2 separate regions of the Homo sapiens genome follow, and region 2 is linked to region 1. The links are chromatin loops, found by intact Hi-C in ENCODE. Cell type or tissue: GM12878. All regions are shown on one strand. Each heading gives the region's core, and the rest is flanking DNA. Links, peaks and the distances in the headings are about the cores only.

Region 1 (5,000 bases), core at 1-5,000:
CAGTTTCACTTGCTTGTTGGTATTTTTGTTTTGTTTTGTTTTAGAATTAATTGTTAAGGAAGCACTATATCTGGGTGAAATCAATTTTGGTCATCTCATTTCTACAATGAAAGGAATACTCTCTGTTACTTGTTTTAGAATGTAGGGTCCCTTGCTATTTATATTCTTTTGGGGTTAGTGCAGTTCTTATTTACACATCATTTGCAGAAATAATGGTAACTACCATTTGTGTATCAGAACAATTTTCACATATCTAATTTTTATAGCAATTAAGGTAGGTAGAAGTGTCTTCATCCTCTTAACTTGTATAAGGAGATTGGTTCGGGTAATCAGGTGATTTACTCACTGTCACACGGCTAGAATGTGAGAGTGTGGCTTTTTGGATTTGGAGCTGTGAGGGGACATTCTGTCTCTCTTTTAAGTAGAGGTGTAATAGAGGAAGATATGGGTGTCATCCCAGTCCTTTCTTTTACCTCAAATTCATAAGCAGTGCAGTCTTGAACAATTCATATTTGAATTTTGAGTTAATTTCATCTTTTCACCTGTCTACCTGAAAAGGTGAGAATCAGTTGAGGGACTGTTAAAGGATGTTTTGAACACTGTATGTTACCTCATGATTAATTTTATAGTACTCTCCATTTGTAGTGGTTTCCATAGTTGTTTATGGGAACAAGTTTGCAGAAAAAAAATGGTTGAATAGAAATAGAAGGGGTCGGCCGGGTGCAGTGGCTCACGCCTGTAATCCCAGCACTTAGGGAGGCCGAGGCGGGTGAATCACTGGAGGTCAGGAGTTCGAGACCAGCCTCAACATGGAGAAACCCCCATCTCTGCTGAAAATACAAAATTAGCCAGGCGTGGTGGTGCATGCCTGTAATCCCAGCTGCTCAGGAGGCTGAGGCAGGAGAATTACTTGAACCTGGGAGGCGGAGGTTGCAGTGAGCCGAGATCGCGCCATTGCACTCCAGCCTGGGCAACAAGAGCGAAACTCTTGTTTCAAAAAAAAAAAGAAAGAAATGGAAGGGGTCAGGTGTGGTGGCTTAGGCTTGTAATCCTAACACTTTGGGAGGCTGAGGCACATGGATCACTTGATATCAGGAGTTCAAGACCAGCCTGGCCAGCATGGGGAAACCCTGTCTCTACTATAAGTATGAAAATTAGCCAGACTGGTGGCGCACGCCTGTAATCCTAGCTATTAGGGAGGCTGAGGCAGGAGAATTGCTTGAACCCAGAAGGTGGAAGTTGCAGTGAGCTGAAATCGTGCCACTGCACTCCAACCTAGGGGACAGAGTAAGACTGTCTCAAAAAAAATAAAAATAAAAAAAGAAAAGAAATAGAAGGGGCTGGGTATGGTGGCTCAAGCCTATAATCCCAGCATTTTGAGAGGCCACAGTGGGAAAATTGCTTGAGTCCAGGAGTTTGAGACCACACTGGGCCAACACAGACCCTGTCTCTACAAGATAATAATAATAGTCATAATAATATAAATTAATACAAAAAAGAAGAGAAGCAATTTAATACAAGAGCTGAATAGCAAAATGGCCAGTACTACTACAATACACACAGAGACACAGGTCCCCTCTTTTTTCATATTTACTTTGTTTTATGTAATACATAAATACATTGAAAAAAATTAATACAGATAAAATAAAAATCCACTTCCTACACTAAGTGAAACCATTAACAACTGTATTATGGAGCTGTTAGATGCAGGGATTGCGCTAAGTGCCATAGGGCTGCCAAGGTAGGTAAGATTCGGTCCCGGTCCTCAGTGATTTTCTAGTTTTCCTTCTGTGCCCTAACAGTTTTTGGATAGCTCTTGTAATAAAAACTTTTAAACAGATGTTTTAAGTTTAGATAGTGATTAACCATCTTTTCCTCTTGTAATTGATGCCATCGAGTGAGAGTTCTGTTGGGAAATAGTGAAACAAGGATTCTGGTTCAATCAATGGAGGCAGGGAATTTCGGAGGAAGGAGATGGGATGCCATCCATGCCCCAGAGCCACTGAGCACTTAGCTGCAGCTGTGGAGAGCAACACTTGGCTAGCTATGAGTTTTCTGTAGGTCTCTAAATAGTTCATGCTAATTTTGTGGATGTTGGACTCTGAGGAATGGTGTGTTCAATGGGGAGAATGTCCAAAAAAACTGTAACTGGTAAGTAGCCATTTGGAATACTGAAATCAATTTCTGATTATGTGAATGTCCCTTTTTTGTAAATTATTTTAGCTTACTTGCCAGTTCAGTTTCTTGGTGTTACCCTGTTAGTTAAATTCAATATGTCATTTATTTAAGGGCCTGATATTTGTATTCTATTAGAAGGACAAACAGCTAATTATACTAGAAGGTGGACTATAATGAATTGTCATTACAGTGACTAAAAGTTATTGATTTTCTAGGATATTCTTGATTTCAGATATTTACTTTGACAAACGTTTATTGAATTCCTTGTATCAGATCCTGGGGGATATAAAGAGTTCTGAGGTCCTGGAGGACTATGTAGTCCAGTAAGGGAGATTGATAGCTTCAGTACCAAATGCTAAGCAGTGTTAATGGCAAGTAACATCCTACCAAGGATGGGCATCTGACCTAATGTGTAAGTATGCATGTGTGAGTGTGTTTCAAAAAAGGCTTCTTAGAGAAAATGATATCTGTTTTGAGCCAATCTGTTTTTCCTTACAACATAAAAAAATAATTTTTGGACTGGCTATGTATTTAGCTAATTTAACATTTGAAACGAACAAAGAATACTTATTGAAGTTTCTCTCACCTCTGCACCAGCCAGTCTTTTCCCCTTCCTGGAAGCAGCTAGCATTACCATTTTTTTCTGGACCCTTTCGATACATTCCTGTAGGCCATATAATGTCGGTAGGTAAAGAACTTCCTCATTTTGCATTGTATTTCATTGTATGACTGCACCATACTTTTTCCCCCCTACTGCTGATGGACATTTACCTTTCAATCCTTTGCTGTTGCAAACAATGCTGCATAACCTTGTAGCAATTGTCTTTTCATAGATCTGTAGAGTAAATTCCTAGAAGTAGAACTGCTGGGGTTAAGGGGTTTGCCTGTTTGTGTAATTTTGATAGATGTTGCCAGAATACCCTCTGGAGAGGTATATCAGCTTTTATACTCCTACCAGCAAAGCATGACCCAAGTGAAGAATGGGTAGGAGATGGGTGAAGTTGAGGCTGGGTCAGGTTTATGAGTGTGAGGGGGACTGAAAGTAGTTATGTATTATTGAAGTGTGAAGTGCTGGGTAAAGAATAGCAGGAGATGAGAGTAGGAAGCAGACGGGTCAGGTCCCTTTGCCTTTGTGCTGTTTTTGTTTGTTTGATAGCCTCTTACTCTGGCCCAGGCTAGAGTGCAGTGGCGCAATCTCAGCCCACTGCAACCTCCGCCTCCCGGGTTTAAGTGATTCTCCTGCCTCAGCCTCCCAAGTAGCTGGTATTACAGGTGTGCGCCACCACACCTGGCTAATTTTTGTGTTTTTGGTAGAGATGGAGTTTCACCATGTTGCTCAGGCTGGTGTCAAACTCCTGGGCTCAAGTGATCTGCCTACCCCGGCCTGCCAAAGTGCTGGGAGAACAGGTGTGAGCTACTGCACCCCGCCTGCCTTTGTTTTTATGCTTGTATTTTTTTGTTTGTTTGTTTTTTTAGCTTTTAAGTTGAGGGCTACATGTGCAGATTTGTTACATAGGTAAACTTGTGTCATGGGCGTTTGTTGTACAGATTACTTCCTCACCCAGGTATTAGCCTAGTACCTGTTATTTTTCCTGATCCTCTCCCTCCTCCCACCCTCCACTTTCCCATAGGCTCCAGTGTGTTTTGTTCCCCTCTTATATGTCTATGTGTTCTCATCATTTAGCTCCCACTTGTAAGTGAAAACATGCGGTATTTGCTTTTCTTTTCCCATGTTAGTTTGCTAAGGATAATGGCTTCCAGTTCCATCCATGTCCCTGCTGCAAAGGACATGATCTTCTTTTTTATGGCTGCATTTATAAGACAAGAGGGGTTTATTTAAACTTCTGCTATCAGAAGTAGGAAATTGGGATCCCATTAGGGCTTAACTTAATTGGTTTGATTTCAGCTTTTTAGCTTGGAGGCTGCTGAAGAGTTAATTTATTGTATGAGAGTTTGGCCGTGTGTGGAGCACAAACTTACTTGTTTTAAAGAAAGGATTTCTTTGTACATTTATTCATTTGCCAGATCAGTCGTTTACATGTGAACCCTCTTCACAGTTAGTTATAGGGAAAACAAGCAGATAATTCATGCCAGTTAAATATTACAATATGTCAGACTTGGCTGGGTGTGGTGGCTCACACCTGTAATCCCAGCACTTTGGAAGGCTGAGGTGGGCAGATCATCTGATGTCAGGAGTTTGAGACCAGCCTGGCCAACATGGTGAAATCCCTTATTTACTAAAATTACAAAAATTATCTGGGTGTGGTGGCACACACCTGTAGTCCTAGCTACTTGGGAGGCTGAGGTAGGAGAAACACTTGAACTCTGGAGGTGGAGGTTGCAATGAGTCAAGATTGCACCACTGCACTCCAGCCTAGGCGACACAGCGAGACTCCCTCTCAAAAAATAAAAAATAAAAAGAACACGACACACTGATTCAGATCCCAAGATTAAGGGGGAAAACAAGGCTTCAGATTTTATTAAACTTATCCTAAATAATGATGTTTTTAAAAGGAAACCTTTGGGGAAATAATCTGTCGGTAACAGATGTCTAAATTTTTCCTTATTTGAAAAGGTCCTGGCTGGGCACGGTGGCTCACACCTGTAATCCCAGCAATTTGGGAGGCCGAGGTGGGTGGATCATTTGAGGTCAGGAGTTTGAGACCAGCCTGGCCCAATGTGATGAAACCTCGTCTCTACCAAAAATACAAAAATTAGCTGAGCATAGTGGTGGGCTCCTGTAATCCCAGCTACTTGGGAGGCTAGGGCAAGAGAATCTCTTGAACGTGGGAGGCGGAGCTTGCAGTGAACTGAGATCACAA
Region 2 (11,359 bases), core at 2,616-7,615, 640 kb after region 1:
TTCAAGTGATTTTCCTGCCTCAGCCTCCTGAGTAGCTGGGACTATAGGTGCGTGCCACCACACCTTGCTAATTTTTGTATTTTTAGTAGAGACGGGGTTTCACCATGTTAGCCAGGATGGTCTCGATCTCCTGACCTCATAATCCGCCCACATTGGCCTCCCAAAGTGCTGGGATTACAGGTATCAGCCACTGCACCTGGCTGCCACTCTATGTCTTTTAAGTGGAGTGCTTAGACCATTTACTTCAAGGTTAATATTGATATGTTAAGTTTTGTTGCCATTGTAGTGTTGTTATCTAATTGCTTTATAATCTTGATTGTGTAATTGCTTTACAGAGTCTGTGGGCTATGTGCTTTTGTGGTAGCAAGCATCATTCTTTAGTTTCTGCAGTTAGAACTCCCTTAAGCATCTCTTGTAGGACTGGTCTCGTGGTGACAAATTCTCATAGCAATTATTTGTCTGGGAAAGACCTTATTTCTCCTTCATTTATGAAGAGGATTGCTTGAGGCCAGGAGTTCAAAACTAGTCTGGGCAACAAAGCGAGACCCTGTCTCTACAAAGAGTTAAAAAAGATTAGCCAGGCATTGTGGCATGCACCTGTCATCCCAGCAACTAAGGAAGCTGACGTAGGAGGATCACTTGAGCCTAGGAGTTTGAGGCTGCAGTGAGCTATGATTGCACAACTGTATTCTAGCCTGGGCAACAGAGCAAGATCCTGTCTCTACCTGAAAAAAAAAAAAATCCTAAAAATGGGCCCCCAGTCTCTTTTTGTTTGTAAGTCTTTGCTGAGAAATTCATTTTTAGTCTAATATGATGCTTTTCTCTAGTTGCCTTTAAGATTTTTTCTTTCACATTAACCCTGGATACTCTGATGACTATGGACCTTGAGGATGGTCATCTTGCATACTATCTCACAGGAATTCTCTAGATTTCTTGTATCTGCATATTGAACTCTCTAGCCAGATTGGGAAAATTTTCCTGAATTATATCCTTGAATATATTTTTCAAGTTGCTTACTTGTGCTTCTCTCTCAGAAATTCCAGTAAGTCATAAATTTGGTCACTTTATATAATCCCATATTTATTGATGGCTTTGTTCATTTTTTTTTAAATTTTTTTATCTTTATTTTTGTCTGACTGGGTTGATTCAAAGGACCAGTCTTTGAGCTCTGAAATTCTTTCTTCTACTTAGTATAGTGTGTTGTTAAGGCTTCTAGCTATATTTTGAAATTCTGTTAGTGAATTTTTAATTCGAGAAATTGCTTCATTCATTCTTAATACAGCTGTGTTATCTTTCAAATCTTTGATAGTTCTTCTGACTTCCCTGTGTTGGATTTCAACTTTCTCTTTGATCTTATTGAGTTTCTTTGCCATTCATATTCTAAATTCTATATCTGTTAGGATCCATTGCTTGAGACACAATGGGGTCCTTTGGCTAAACACTTTGGCTTTTTGTTTTCCTGGAGTTCTTGCCCTGGTTCCTTCTCATCTGAAGGAACTGACACTTCCTTTTTTTGAATTTGCTATCATTTGGATGGGGCTTCTTGATTATTATTATTATTTATTATTATTTTTTTGAGACAGAGTTTTGCTCTTTCACCCAGGTTGGAATGAAGTGGTGTGATCTCGGCTCACTGCAACCTCTGCCCCCCTCCCCCACCCCCCCAGTTCAAGCAATTCTCCTGCCTCAGCCTCCCGAGTAGCTGGGATTACAGGCACCTGCCACCATGCCCGGTTAATTTTTGTATTTTTAGTAGAGATGGGGCTTCGCCATGTTGGTCAGGCTGGTCTCAAACTCCTGACCTCAGGTGATCCACCTGCCTCGACCTCCCAAAGTGCTAGGATGGATTACAGGCATGAGCCACTGCACCTGGTGGCTTCTTGATTTTTTATTCTTTTTTTCCCTTGTTGGCATGACTGTGGTGTATGTTGTCTATGATTGATTGGCTTTATTTCTGGGTGTTTTCAGGGTGCCAAGGTTCTGTACAGGTTCCTTGGTTGTAGATAAGTTCATGCAGTGGCTTTCTGAAACATTATTTGTTGTAGTGATGCATGCACTTTTGTTCAGTGGTATAATTCAGTTGCCGTCCAGTAGATGGTGTTTAAGAGTAAGAGCCATCAGGGAGGTGTGCGGGTGGAAGCAATGGAGAGTCAATCACAAAAAGCACTTTCCTTCAGGGTATTCACCTTCAGTGAAGGTGAAGCTGCCGGAGAAGCCCAAGAAGTGGTTTCTGTAAGCCCATGCTCCCCAGCCCTGTTGGGAACAGCCACTGTCAAGTCCACAACAGTGCACTGAGGACAAGGGTAAGGGGAGAGAGATGACCTTCTCTCTATGTCTATTTATGGGCTTTGGTGGTACTGCCTTCAGCAACTGGTGCTGAGCTTGCATTTCCTGTGACCCAAGGGGGGCTTTGGCAGGCCATGTTCCCCCTCCCATAGGGATGGACTGCACCAAGGGTTAGATCTCCAGGGGCGTAGGGTCTGCCCCTCTCTTCTGCTTCTTGGAGCTGGTGGGACACTATACCCCAACTGACCAAGGGAGCAGGTTAGGGCACTAAGCAATGACACATGCAGACTGGTTCCAGGTCACAAAGCTGTCCCTAGCTGCAAGTCTCACCACTGGTGAGAAACTTCAGCTTCAGCAACTCTCCTCTCACTCCAGTCCTATGATGGGAGACAGCCTAATTCAGTGTTTATGGCTGGGGCACTCTTCACACTCAGTGACCAATTCTGGCTGTGGGCCCTTCCCCCATTCCAGAGCAAGCACTCTAATCTCTAGCGTGAGACTAAAATGCCTGCTGTGGCTGCCACTGCCAGGTTGCCAAACAATGTCTGGCTTTGTATGAGCCTGGATTAAAAATGGCATCCTCTAATCCCAGCACTTTGGGAGGCCGAGGCGGGCGGATCACGAGGTCAGGAGATCGAGACCATCCTGGCTAACACGGTGAAACCCCGTCTCTACTAAAAAAAAAATACAAAAAATTAGCCGGGCGTGGTGGCGGGCCCCTGTAGTTCCAGCTACTCGGGAGGCTGAGGCAGGAGAATGGCGTGAACCCAGGAGGCGGAGCTTGCAGTGAGCCGAGATAGTGCCACTGCACTCCAGCCTGGGCAACAGAGCGAGACTCCGTCTCAAAAAATAAAAATAAAAATAAAAATGGCATCCTCCTCTTGGCCCCAGATCTGGGAAACTGTCTGCACTTTTCCCAGTATCTTTCCCTTTCTCTGTCTCCCAGGGCTTGGGAGAAACGAGTGTTTTTCCGTGGCCTGGGTTGCACAGATCCGTAGAGGAAAGGTGAGTCATAGAGGGAGACCGACTGCCCCTGTCATATACTGGAGCTTCACTCACATTTATCAGCCAAACACCACCACGGAGGCTGCTTGTCCACCTTCTCCTCCCCAGGGTCTGGGTTATTGTTTACCATTTCAGTGAATTCCTGTCTTCCTTCTTGAATTAAAGCTCTCATAGTTGGTCTTTATGTGCTGTTTTGTTGTTTCCAAGTGGCTAATGCATGCTGAAAGCTTTTAATCTGCCATCTTGAAGAAAAAAGCACCTAGTATTTTTAAATAGAAATTTATATTTTCTGGTTACGAAGGAAATAATGGCTAAAAAAAAAATGAAACATTCCAGAAACAAAAAATGAAAGTCCTCCACAATTTTTATTATGCATGTTTAATAAAAGACCATGAACTCTGCAGAGGAAAAAGGAGAACTTTATTTTCTAAAACCAATCTGCTGGCCAGGCGCTGTGGCTCACACCTGTAATCCCAGCACTGGGAGGCCAAGGCAGGTAGATCACCTGAGGTCGGGAGTTCGAGACCAGCCTGGCCAATATGGTGAAACCCCATCACTACTAAAAGTATAAAACTTAGCCAGGCCTGGTGGCACACACCTGTAATCCCAGCTTTCATGCGCGTCCGTGTGAAGAGACCACCAAACAGGCTTTGTGTGAGCAACATGGCTGTTTATTTCACCTGGGTGCAGGCGGGCTGAGTCCGAAAAGAGAGTCAGCAAAGGGAGATAGGGGTGAGGCCGTTTTATAGCATTTGGGAAGGTAATGGAAAATTACAGTCAAAGGGGGTTTTTCTCTGGTGGGCAGGGGTGGATCTCACAAAGTACATTCTCAAGGGTGGGGAGAATTACAAAGAACCTTCTTAAGGGTGGGGGAGATTACAAAGTACATTGATCAGTTAGGGTGGGGCAGGAACAAATCACAATGGTGGAATGTCATCAGTTAAGGCTGTTTTTACTTCTTTTGTGGATCTTCAGTTACTTTAGGCCATCTGGATATATACGTGCAAGTCACAGGGGATGCGATGGCCTGGCCTGGGCTCAGAGGCCTGACACCAGCTACTCGGGAGCCTGAGGCAGGAGAATCGCTTGAACCCGGGAGGCGGAGGTTGCAGTGAGCTGAGATCACGCCATTGCACTCCAGCCTGGGCAACAGAGCGGGACTCAGTCTCCAATCAATCAATCAATCTATCAAAGCAATCTGCAGACTAAGGAGATGTAGCCTTCCATGCAAACTGAAAATGTGCTCTGAAGTTTTGGGGTGGGTGAAGAGTTAGAGATTATATACACAAAACCTGCATGGTAGGTGAGGGTAATCAGGAGAATGAGGAACAGAGTCTTGATTGGATGGCCTTTAAGCCCAAAATCACCAGTCTCTCTTAATAGGCTTGTTTCAGGTGGTTAGTTGGTTGGCACCAGGTGGTCTCTTGGGGGTCAGTTGGGAAATTCCCAGCTATAGTTGTTTCCAGGCATTGTTCTTTGACTTGGTTGCAGAAAACCAGGTTTTGCGGTGCTTTCTAAGGTCACAGAGAACATGAGCACTCCCTTGCCCTGCCATGGCCTCTTGGGTCTGCTTTTACTTTTGAACCACAAGGAGTCCATCTTGTCTGTTAACTGGGGGCATAATTCAACATTTCCTCCTTTTAGTTGAAACCTGTTGTAGGCAGCACTGATGACCAACTTATGCTATGTCCCTTATTGTTGCTAGGGTGGGTCCATCTAGTCCCTCAGTGGGACTCACGTGGCTGAGAGACTTATGGCCAGTTTAAACAATTTGGACCAAGCAGGGTGAGAAGGACAAGCAGGCACCTGTTAGATCCTTATCAGTGTCTCTTATTGACGTTTGGTAGTACTGGTTAAGTCTATGGATAAGATCTGGAAGCAGGCTGAGTGTGGTGGCTCATGCCCGTAATCCTAGCACTTTGGGAGACTGAGGCTGGAGGATCACTTGAGCCTAGGAGTTTGAAACCAGCCTGGGCAGTATAGTGAGTCCCATCTCTGAAAAACAAAAACAAAAACCTAGACGTGTCATGTGATCAAAATCTGGGTTAGAGAACTGGTAAAACATTTGTTAATGCAGACAAGAATAACTATAAAGAGGAGCTAGGTACTTAGGCCTATTATAAGAAGGATTTAAGACAATGTGAGCCAGGTACAGTGCTTCACGCCTGTAATCCCAGCACTTTGGTAGGCCAAAGTAGGGGGATCGCTTGAGCTCAGGAGTTCGAGACCAGCCTAAGCAACATAGTGAGACCTCATCTCTACTAAAATTTTTTTTAAAAATTAGCTGGCTATAGTGGTGCACACCTGTAGTCCCAGCCACTCAGGGGACTGAGGCAGGATGATTGTATGAGCCCAGGAGGTCAAGACTGCAGTGAGAGTGAGTCCTGATCATGCCATGAAACCCTGTTTCAAAAAAAAAGACAATAACTGTGGACTACAAAAACTTAGGGTAGCCATAATTAAAGATGCAATTGGCAAAGAAATTTGGTTATTTGTGTGGCATAAAACAATTTAATATAATAACCATAATTATGACTGTGATAATATATACTAAGACATGTCAGAATTTAGAAATATGATATGATTTGGAAACACATTAATATTAACATATATAATGTGTTATTAATATTAATTTAATATTAATAATACATTTATATAAATACAACTCAAAGTTAAACACCATTTTAAAATGTGACAATGCTTCCTGTGTGATTTTAGCATACCAAATAAGCCTAATATGTCTTTCTCAGACCTTAGGGGTTCCTGTTATGTCTACGTCTGGGTAAAAAATAATTGATTTTAAAATTTGAGCCAGGCGCGGTGGCTCATGCCTGTAATCCCAGCACTTTAGGAGGCCGAGGCGGGCGGATCACGAGGTCAGGAGTTCAGGACCAGCCTGGCCAACATGGTGAAACCCTGTCTTTTAAAAAAAAAATACAAAAACTAGCTGGGCGCAGTGGTGCGTGCCTGTAGTCCCAGCTACTCGGGAGGCTGAGGCAGGAGAATCGCTTGAACCCAGGAGCAGAGGTTGCAGTGAGCCGAGATTGCGCCACTGCACTCCAGCCTGGGCCACAGAGTGAGACTCCATCGCCAAAAAATAAAAATTAAAAAAAAAATTGAAATTTAATTTTGAGTAGCTTGTCAAATATCAAAGGTTTAAAACGCTTGATCAAAATGAGGCCACAGGTCACTATGAAATGAAACCAAAGTGACAAAAGATCTTAAAGGCACAAAGCACAGAAATTGATGAAACACAAAATGGAATCTCTATTTCCTAGGCCAGTTACTAGGAAGGTAAAGAAAAACGTTTTACAATTTTTGTTTTGCTTTGTTTTGTTTTTAATTGAGACAGTCTCACTCTGTCACCCAGGCTGGAGTGCAGTAGCATGATCTCGGCTCACTGCAAGCTTCACCTCCTGGGTTCATGACATTCTCCTGCCTCAGCCTCCCAAGTAGCTGGGACTACAGGCACCCACCACCACGCCTGGCTAATTTTTTGTATTTTTTTTTAGTAGAGATGGCGTTTCACAGTGTTAGCCAGGATGGTCTCAATCTCCTGACCTCGTGATCCGCCTGCCTCGGCCTCCCAAAGTGCTGGGATTACAGGCATGAGCCACCGCGCCTGGCCCTACAATTTTTCTTAAAGAGCAAATCAATGTTCAAGAACGCCCTGTTGCTTCAAATAGGGACCCCAACTCTGGCCTTGTGTCAGTGTGCTTTTGAATTAGTGTTCAATTTTTACTAAAATTTACAAATAATTTTCTTTTAATTTTAGCTAACTTGATCACACACAAAATTTCTTTCATCAGACTAATCTTTCCCAAACCATTTACAACTTGTCTAAACCTTCAGTTTTGTACATTTCTTTTGTGGGGTGGGAGTATTCTAGCTTAGGGCAAAAATTTACTTTCTTTCTTCTTCATCATTTTGACCACACACGGTATTTTGTCATGTGAAAGAAAAAATTACTCTATCTCTTTTTAAAATTTTTATTTGTTTATTTTTCTTTTTGGGATGGAGTCTTGCTCTGTTGCCCAGGCTGGAGTGCAGTGGCACAACCTTGCTCACTGCAACCTCCACCTCCTGGGTTCAAGCGAGTCTCTTGCTTCAGCCTCTCGAGTAGCTGGGATTACAGGCACGCACCACCACACGCAGCTAATTTTTCTATTTTTAGTAGAGATGGGTTTCACCATGTTGCCCAGGCTGGTCTCAAACTCCTGACCTCAGGTGACCCACCCACCTCGGCTTTCCAAAGTGCTGGGATTATAGGCGTGAGGCACTGCACCCAGCCTCTTTTTAACTTTTTTTAAAATAAGAAACACATCCTTCTTTCTTTATATGCTGTCTATATAGAATTGTTTCTTTTATATCTAGCAGTTTTCATTACATATATTAACTATAATTTTAACTCTTAGTAACCCTAATTTCTGGTGAAAAACCTGGGAAGTAAGTAATTTTGAACTGTTGTATACTAGTATTTGTAGATGAAAAACATTTTGTAATTTTTAGCCTTAAATTTTTGTTTATTAACATCTAAATATATTAGTTATTTCCATACCATATAAAAGTCAAAGTATATAAACTTAAACTTATGTTTAATAATTAATGTTTCAGTATTTTAACTTACCTAGAAATGACTCAGATGTTTTATGATTATGTATTACTTAATTTAACAGAGCATGACTTTGAGATTTTAAATTATGGAAAAGAATTTTGAAACTATGATACGGATACCTTTTCTAATGTCTTTTCCAGTTATCCTGGGTTGCAAGTACCCAGGATAAAAATATAAATAAATAAAAAAGAAAGAAAGATTGGAGTGGCTAGTAGTGCTAGTAGTGATGGTGGCATTTTATAATTTTCTTTTTTTTTTTTTTTTTTTTTTTTTGAGACGGAGTCTCGCTCTGTCGCCCAGGCTGGAGTGCGGTGGCGCGATCTTGGCTCAGTGCAACCTCCACCTCCCAGGTTCAAGAAATTCTCCTGCCTCAGCCTCCCGAGTAGCTGGAATTACAGACGCCCACCACCATGCCCAGCTAATTTTTATACTTTTTTTTAGTAGAGACGGGGTTTTGCCACGTTGGCCAGGCTGGTCTCGAACTCCTGACCTTGTGAACCGCCTGCCTTGGCCTCCCAAAGTGCTGGGATTACAGGTGTGAGCCACTGTGCCTGGCCACATTTTATAATTTTTAAGAGCTTATGTTTGGCAGGGCTTTTTCTGTGAATTTTGTGTGATCTGGGTTGGGGCTATGTCTTTCCAGAGAGATTGAGTATTTGCTCTTGTCAAATACCTCAACGTAGGACTAATTTTTTACTTTAATTTTTTGGCTTGAAGGTTCTAAAAACATGTGGTTAGTGTAAATATGATCCTCAAATCCACCTGAGGGTGGGCCTATGGTTATACATTCTTAAGGAAGCCTTTTTAAAAATTTTTTATGCAGAACAAGGCATACTTCCTCATTATTTCTCTATGATGGTGGAAAAACTAGTTCATTTTTTGACTAAGGTCCAAGTTTTCCCTGGACTTTTGAGTTCTAATATCCTGCTTCATTTTCTATTACTGTGTGTCTGTCAGAATACCAGGTCCTTGATTTCTGAGATAAGCAATCTTCTCCACTCCCTTATCTATAGGATTAGGATCAATTTGTGTTTATCTTCCAGTTTTAGCGCCTTTTTTTTTTTTTCTTAAGATGGAGTCTCTCTCCGTCCCCCAGGCTGTAGTGCAATGGCAATGGCGTGATCTCAGCTCACTGTAACCTCTGCCTCCTGGGTTAAAGTGATTCTCCTGCCTCAGCTTCCTGAGTAGCTGGGACTACAGGTGTACTCTACCACGCCTGGCTAATTTTTGTATCTTTAGTAGAGATGGGGTTTCACCATGTTGGCCAGACTGGTCTCAAATTCCTGACCTCAGGTGATCCACCCACCTTGGCCTCCCAAAGTGCTGGGATTACAGGCATGAGCCACCGTGCCTGGCCTAGATCCCTCTTTATTTTTAGTCTCTGGAAAGAGAGAGAGAGACAAAGAGAGAGGAAGAGAGAGAGATCAATCCTAGACTTTTACTTTCTTCGGAGAGCAATATGCATTTAAAATAATGTTTACGATATTTTAGTCCTCAATTTTAGGCATCTTGTGGCTGAGGGTTTTCAGAAAATCTAGACTGAAATATTGCTGGAAACAGAATGGCGTTAAACTATTCCTTCTCTCAACTCCTCAGAGTCCCTTGGGATAAAATATGCAATAAACATGTGAGGGCCTCTCCAGTCATCACTGATTTATTGGAGTCTGAAAAGTAAAAACAGGATAGTGTAATGTTCCTCATTAGGATTCTGCTTAATACTTAACTATTTTGTTAATATTTGGTTTTGCTTAATTTTACCCACATCACTTTTCTCGGAAATGGACGTTATGGGGGTTCTAATGGCTTCTTGAACATCAAATAGCTCTTAAAAGTAAAACCGTGACGGACAGAGGGAATTAATCAAACAGGGATTAAATTTCCCTTGAAACACATGTGGGTTTAATACACATGAAATACATACTTCCCTTGAATTACATATGAGTTTATGAAGAGCAGGAAAGTTCTTCATAATTTAAAAAATGTGGGATAATATTTGAGATGCTTGAGAAATGCAAAATGTTGCTGAACAAATAGTCCCGACCAGGAGATGAAAACATCTCACACTGTTTCAGACACACAGTACACACTTAAGGAATTTTGGCACAATCTCAATTTTTCAAATGTTTCAAACACCCTTAAGCTTATTTCTGTGGAAGAAACTTCTTTCCCACCTACGTGCAATCGAATGTTCAGGGTATGCCGCAAAGAAAAGGAGGGGTTAGTACATTCTACCTGAAGGAATCTAAAAAGGCAGGACAGATGGTGCTAGAGCTGAGTCCTAAAAGAAGAGCTGTTTGCCTGGTAGACTATGATGGGCAGAGGGAGCAGCATGTGTAAAGACTCAGAGGCAGGAAAACAGGTTGGAATTTTTAGGGAACTGCAATTAATTTGCTATGCCAAACTATATTATAGGAAAGGGACACAGTGAGAGATGGGGCAGCAGGACCAGTTAGAAGTCCAACTAAAGAGGGATTCGACTTTATCCTGAAAGATCAGTATTATGATTATTATCACAATATCTCAGCCCTCTATTTATTTAGAGACAGAGCCTGGCTCTGTCACTCAGGCTGGCATGCAGTGGCACAATCTCAGCTCACTGCAACCTCTGCCTCCTGGGCCGAAGCCATCCTCCCACCTCAGCCTCCCAAGTAGCTGAGATTACAGGCATGCATCACCACACCCGGCTAATTTTTGAAATTTTAATAGAGACAGGATTTCACCATGTTGCCCAGGCTGGTCTCAAACTCCTGGCCTCAAGTCATCCTCCCGCCTCAGCCTCCCAAAGTGTTGGCATTACAGGTGTGAGCCACAGCACCTGGCCTCAGCACTCACTTATATAAATATGTTTTAAAATTACCTTTATCAAGGATAATCTATATACAATAAAATGCACCAATTTCAAGTGTGTCTTGGTGACTTTTGACAAATTTATACATCTAGGTAACCAACAACAATTTATAGAATTTTTTCTTTTTCTTTTTACTTTTTCTTTGATATCTAATAATTGTACATATTTATGGGATCAATCTTTAGAATTCCTTCCTTCCTTCCTTCCTTCCTTTCCTTCCTTCCTTCCTTCCTTCCTTCCTTCCTTCCTTCCTTCCTTCTTTCCTTCTTTCTTTCTTTCTTCTTTCTTTCTTTCTTTCTTGCTTTTAGAGGCAGAGTCTTGCTCTGTCATCCAGGCTGGAGTTCAGTGGTGCAATGATAGCTCACTTCAGCCTCAATCTCTTGCACTCAGGCAATCCTCCTTCCTTGGCCTCCCACAGCACTGGAGTTATAGGCATGAGCCACCATGCCTGGCCTAGAATTTTATATTGAGAAGTGAAGCCAGCTGGACTTCCTGGGTCAAGTGGGGTTGAGTGGGGACTTGGAGAACTTTTTTGTCTAGCTAAAGGTTTGTAAACACACCAATCAGCACTCTGTAAAAACGCACCAATCAGCACTCTGTGTCTA

Evidence for each region. Hi-C counts contacts between places; a loop is a spot of excess contacts. Peaks named below come from ENCODE experiments on the same cell type or tissue, not always from the same donor. Only the 100,000 strongest peaks of a DNase experiment are listed, where the experiment ranks them.
Region 2: a loop joins it to region 1, with 9 times the contacts of the local background. A loop is called at or near these places in 1 of 110 quality-filtered maps.

What each region holds. Positions count from the first base shown.
Region 1 is chr20:33,504,788-33,509,787 of GRCh38, forward strand. All of the region lies in intron 1 of CBFA2T2 (CBFA2/RUNX1 partner transcriptional co-repressor 2), which reads left to right. Among named protein-coding and RNA genes, the nearest start is that of CBFA2T2, 17 kb to the left of the region's middle. In GM12878, for the core only: no CTCF peak of the experiment used is centred there; no DNase peak of the experiment used is centred there.
Region 2 is chr20:34,140,839-34,152,197 of GRCh38, forward strand. No RefSeq gene overlaps it. Among named protein-coding and RNA genes, the nearest start is that of EIF2S2, 34 kb to the left of the region's middle. RefSeq lists an enhancer at 2,571-3,071. In GM12878, for the core only: no CTCF peak of the experiment used is centred there; a DNase peak (open chromatin) is centred at 4,873.